2 separate regions of the Homo sapiens genome follow, and region 1 is linked to region 2. The links are chromatin contacts, found by Hi-C or POLR2A ChIA-PET in ENCODE. All regions are on one chromosome and are shown on one strand. Each heading gives the region's core, a stretch centred on a gene start or an enhancer-like site at or near the end of the contact. The rest is flanking DNA. Distances are from core to core; before and after follow the strand shown. Region 1 overlaps IQCK (IQ motif containing K). Region 2 overlaps VPS35L (VPS35 endosomal protein sorting factor like).

The links. Hi-C counts contacts between places; a loop is a spot of excess contacts on that map. ChIA-PET counts read pairs that join two places held with the same protein, here RNA polymerase II (POLR2A). Pooled maps may share reads with other maps.
Region 1: a map of PC-9 shows a loop between it and region 2 (5-fold over the local background). The contact joins two enhancer-like sites. A Hi-C loop is called at or near these places in 2 of 168 maps with a recorded cell type or tissue (PC-9 and heart left ventricle) and 2 of 50 pooled maps. POLR2A ChIA-PET finds 5 or more read pairs at or near these places in 1 of 52 experiments (Panc1).

What each region holds. Positions count from the first base shown.
Region 1 is chr16:19,808,141-19,810,840 of GRCh38, forward strand. All of the region lies in intron 7 of IQCK (IQ motif containing K), which reads left to right. Among named protein-coding and RNA genes, the nearest start is that of IQCK-AS1, 43 kb to the left of the region's middle. Within about 2 kb of position 1,256, at least 14 of the 41 ENCODE cell types and tissues checked have a DNase peak (open chromatin) inside an H3K27ac peak, as active enhancers do.
Region 2 is chr16:19,600,189-19,602,888 of GRCh38, forward strand. VPS35L (VPS35 endosomal protein sorting factor like) reads left to right here. Exons shown (of 31, transcript NM_020314.7): 9 at 1,476-1,535. Among named protein-coding and RNA genes, the nearest start is that of VPS35L, 46 kb to the left of the region's middle. Within about 2 kb of position 1,368, at least 2 of the 41 ENCODE cell types and tissues checked have a DNase peak (open chromatin) inside an H3K27ac peak, as active enhancers do.

The DNA.
Region 1 (2,700 bases), core at 6-2,505, 210 kb after region 2:
GCCAAAATAGGCCACAGCACTATAAATAGTGGATTTGGGCTGCTTCGGGCCTGACTTCTCAGGTCAGGCCCTTCCCTTCCCCCTGCCTGCTCCTGTAGTTGTTTAAACATACTCTGGGTTAGAGCTGCAAGTGTATTTTCCTTAATATGCCCAGAAAATGTCTTGCCAACTTGCCAGGCTATCAGCAAAACTCCCTTTTTATTTGCTCAGTCACAATGTACCCCCAGTATGTGACGAAAACTGATAAACCACACTCCAGGTTTCACTCAGTGGTTCACACAGGGTTCACTGCAGTGAACTGGCTCCAGGGCTCAGGGATTTGAGAAGCCTGAGTGCCACCCTGCCTCTCTTGCCATGTGACCTTGTATGAGTATTTCACTTCTCAGAGCCTCATTTTCCTTATCTGTACGTGAGGCTGATAATAATAAGGAATTCTAGTTCCTAGGGTGGTTGTGTGGAGTAAATGAGAAACCTGTATATTAGCAGGACTGGTTATATATTAATTTGCAGGGCCCAGAGGAAAATGAAAATGCGGGGCTCCTTGTTCAAAGTGATTAAGAATTTCTAGATAGTGTCAGCAGAGCATAAAATAAGTGTGAGGCCCTTGTAAGCATGAGTCCTGTGCAGTTGCACAGGGCAGTGCCCATGAAGCCAGGCCTGCATGTGAGCCACCTAGTACCCTGCCTGGGGTTAGCACCAGCCAAATCTCCAACTTTCCTAGGGTCATTTTTTTTAGACAGAGTTTTCACTCTTGTTGTCCAGGCTGGAGTGCAATGGCGCAATCTTGGCTCTCTGCAACCTCTGCCTCCTGGGTTTAAGTGATTCTCTTGCCTCAGCCTCCCAAGTAGCCTGGATTACAGGCATGCGCCACCACGGCCAGCTAATTTTCTGTATTTAGTAGAGACGGGGTTTCACCATGTTGGTCAGGCTGGTCTCGAACTCCTGACCTCAGGTGATCCACCTGCCTCAGCCTCCCACAGTGCTGGGATTACAGGCGTAAGCCACCACACCCAGCCACATCCTTTTCTTTTAAGGGCTAACCAGTTTCCCTCCAGGGCAAAGTTTAAGGGTAAATTGCGCAGCTGCAATCTAGTCCCTTCTGCTGAGTAACAAACCACTCTAATATTTAGTGACTTAAAACCACAGCAGTTGATTGTTTTTCATGACGTGTGTTAGCTGGGTAGTTCCTCTACTGGTCTCACCTAGACTCGATCATGTAGCTACATTCAGCTGGTGACCTGGCTGGGCTGGAATGTCCAAGCTGGCCTCACATGTCTGGCAGGTGGTGCTGGCTGCTGGCTGGGGCACCACAGTTCTCCTCCATGTGGCTTCTCATCCTCCAGTAAACCACATCAGCTTCCTTAAATTGTAGCAGATACAATCCAGGGGACAAAAACAAAAACTTCAAGCCTTCTGGAAGTTGCACAACACAGCACTTCAGTTACTGTCTATCTGTCAAAGCCAGTCATGAGCCTTGCCTAGATTCAAGAGAGAGGTGATAGACTCCCTCATTCAATGAGAAGCACGACAATGTTTTCAAGGGGATAGGGACCCAGGAAGATGTGATTCAATGGGGCACAGTGCAGCGGTTCTCCGACTTTAGCCCACATCATAATTATCCAGAGGGCCTGTTAACACACAGCCGATGGGCCCCACCCCCAGAAAACTGGAGTCAGTAGGAGTGGAGTGGGGCCTGAGAACTTGTGTTTCAAACAAGTTCTCAGGTGATGCAGATGCTGCCAGTCTACGGATCCGACTTTGAGAGCTGGCAGAGGAGTTAAGTGTCCACACGTGAGGGCAGTGGTGCTCAACCTTGACTGTACATTAGAAACACCAGGGCGGCGATAACAATCCTGAAGCCAGCAGTTAAATCAGAAGCTGTGGTGGTACGACTCAGCCTTCAGTGGGTTTTTTTTAGAGCACCCCCAAGAGAGTCCAGTGGGCAGCCAAGCTAAGAACTGCTACTTTAGAGTTAGGCCATGTAGGTTCAAGTGCTGGCTACAGTATGCACAAGTTTAGGCAAGTTATTCTACCTCTCCTTGACTCGGTTTCCTCTTTGAAAATAGGGATGTTCGGCCAGGCGCGGTGGCTCATGCCTGTAATCCCAGCACTTTGGGAGGCCGAGGCGGGCGGATCACGAGGTCAGGAGATTGAGACCATCCTGGCTAACACGGTGAAACCCTGTCTATACTAAAAAATACAAAAAATTAGCCGGGTGTGGTGGCGGGTGCCTGTAGTCCCAGCTACTCAGGAGGCTGAGGCAGGAGAATGGTGTCAACCCAGGAGGTGGAGCTTGCAGTGAGCCGAGATCGTGCCACTGCACTCCAGCCTGGGTGACAGAGTGAGACTCCGTCTCAAAAAAAAAAAAAGAAAAAGAAAATAGAGATGGTAGCCAGGTATGGTGGTTCACACCTGTAATCCCAGCACTTTGGGAGGCCAAGGCGGGCGGATCACCTGAGGTCAGGAGTTTGAGACTAGCCTGGCCAACATGGCGAAACCCTCTACTAAAAATACAAAAAGCTAGGCACAGTGGTGGGCGCCTGTAATCCCAGCTACTCAGAAGGCTGAGGCAGGAGAATCACTTGAACCTGGGAGGCGGAAGTTGTAGTGAGCCAAGATCGTGCCACTGCACTTCAGCCTGGGTGACAGAGCAAGACTCCAGCAAAAAAAAAAAAAAGAAAGAAAATGGGGATGGCAATA
Region 2 (2,700 bases), core at 118-2,617:
ATTTTCCTGTCTCTTTTTCCATGTATGGACAAGCTGTGTTGTTCTTTATTGCCCTGAATAAAGGGTTATGAAAAAAAAAAAAAAATCTCATAGAGGGAAATACTTTCACATTGAAGGTGACTTAGGAGAGCTTAGAAAATGAATAAGGACTCTAATTTTTTACTTCCACATATTGATAACATTTTGAAAATACATGCACAGAATAAATAAAACTTTTGATACCAGTTTAGGGGTCCAGGCTGCCTACCTGTTGTGTAGAGTTTTATTGGAACGCAGCCACATCAATTTGTTTGCACATTGTGGCCACTTTTATGCTACAGTGGCAAAGATGAGTCGTCAGGAAAGTGACCCATGACCTACAAAACCTCTAGTATGTTCATCCATCCAACAAATATTGAGTACCCCCTGTGTGCCAGGCACTGATCAGTACTAGGAATATGTCAGTGAACAAAACAAGCACAAATCTCTGCCTTTGTGGAGCTTGCATTCTAGTTGAATCTCAAATTCTGAGGCTTCTAGGGACCAGGCAGGTCACATAAAAGAGTGAAAAGCACGCTGATGATGAGAGACAGTAGGGGGTGGTTGAGACTGGCAAACTGGTTAGTGTATATGCCATTTCAAGGGGCAGCTACTAATTTGCTCTAGCTGTGTTATCCTATAGAGATATCGCCACATTTTTGACATATTTTATGTGAAGAAGGAGAAAATATGGCATGTGAGTTCTCCCAAGTTGTAGAGTTTGTTTTAGTTTTTGTGTTTGAGACAGGGTCTTGCTCTCTCACCCAGGCTGGAGGGCAGTGGGTGATCATGGCTCACCGCAGCCTTGAACTCCTGGGCTCAAGCAATCCTCCCACCTCAGCCTCCCAAGTAGCTGAAACTACAGGCGTGCACTGCCATGCCTGGCTAATTTTTAAATTTTTTGTACATACCCTGTCTCACAGTGTTGCCCAGGCTGCTCTTGAACTCCTGGGCTCAAGCAGTCTTCCTGCCTCGGCTTCCCAAAGTGCTAGGATTACAGGTGTGAGCCACTATGCCCAGCCTCTTCCAGTTTTTACGTGTTGGTAACCAATTCAAAAAATGTTAAAACACTTTGTGGGCTGTTGTGTGTTGTGGAGTGGCCATGCACAACTGGTCACAGGCTGGATTCAGCCCGTGGGCTGCCTGTTTTCACCTCTGGCCTAGCATGGAGTGTGGACCATCGTCTGAGTGGATGGAGATACTTGAGACTCCTTTAGATTCCAAAGGGTAAAACGATCACTTTTCTGCCTTTCAAAGAAAGTAAAAGTCTACTGGAAAAACTAAAAACAAAACAAAAAAAATGTGGCTTAAAATCTGTCCCACCAGGTGGCAGCATACCATCACAAGTTAAAGCCTGTCTGGGCGATGATAGCTCTGGGTCCCTAATTAACAAACATTTATTTACTGTTTGCTCCTGAAGAGTGTGATACTAACACCATCTGTCCTTTTCCTCCCAGGAAAGCTCGTGTACGAGCGCATCTTTTCCATGTGTGTGGATAGCCGCAGCGTCTTACCAGGTAATGTCGCAGCTGTTCCTGGGGTGTCATTCTGCCCTGGAGTCAGGACTAGAAGGCTTTTATTGAGTCAGGATTCATTGAAGCTTGATAAAGGTTTTAATTTTGGGTGTGTTAAAGTAAAAGAAACACCTTTGAAGATTTCTGATCACCTCAGTCTTCTAAAAACATTAGAAGGTTTCTAAATGGCCCGTGTAGGAACTCAGGCAAGTCATTTGAATCTGCAAAGGCCTCACAGTTAGATTCAGCCAAACTTTCACACGAACATATTTTCCTCTGCTGCTTGACTTTAATATTTTTCCTATGTATCGTTCCCTCCTAAGAAGCAACTTGCTTGGAAAAAAAAATCAAAAACGACTTTATGCATATTAAAGAATGATGTCAAATAGATCAATAGTAATTGATGCTTTGAATTCACAATCTATACCCAAATGATTTTGCATTAAATTGACTGTCAATCAAGTTTAAATTCCCAGGAGGTTATAATGGGACAAGTGGATGATGAATTTCTTTTGTCGTATAAATGGTAAGAATGATGTGTCTGGCAATGCAGGACTCTCAGCTGCAGCATCCTTTGCCTTTATTCCTCTTTTTAACTTCCGAGCACTGCTATGAGGAAACGTTCTCATCCGTCCAAGCTAGAGCAACCAGCTTGCTCCATTGCCGCTCCACTTCCCTCCGCTCCTGCAGTGGGGCTTCCCAGGAGGTGAATAGAAAGTGTTTGTGACAGTAACCTATAACCTGACCTATATTCTTCCTTCTTTCCTCTTTCCTTTATTCCTCCCTCTCTCTCCTCCTCTCTCTTCCTCTCCCTCCTCCTCTCCCACCCTCTCCTTTTCTCTCTCCTTCTGCTTCCTATCTGTCCATCAATCGATCAATTTATCTTTATTTAATTTTTTTGAGATGGACTCTTGCTCTGTCACCCAGGCTGCAGGGCAGTGGCACAATCTTGGCTCGCTGCAGCCTTCGCCTCCCGGATTCAAGCGATTCTCCTGCTTCACCCTCCTCAGTAGCTGGGACTACTGGTGCCTGCCACCACACCTGGCTAATTTTTGTATTTTTAGTAGAGACAGGGTTTGTACCATGTTGGCCAGGCTGGTCTCAAACTCCTGACCTCAAGTGATTCATCCGCCTCGGCCTCCCAAAGTGCTGGGATTATAGGCATGAG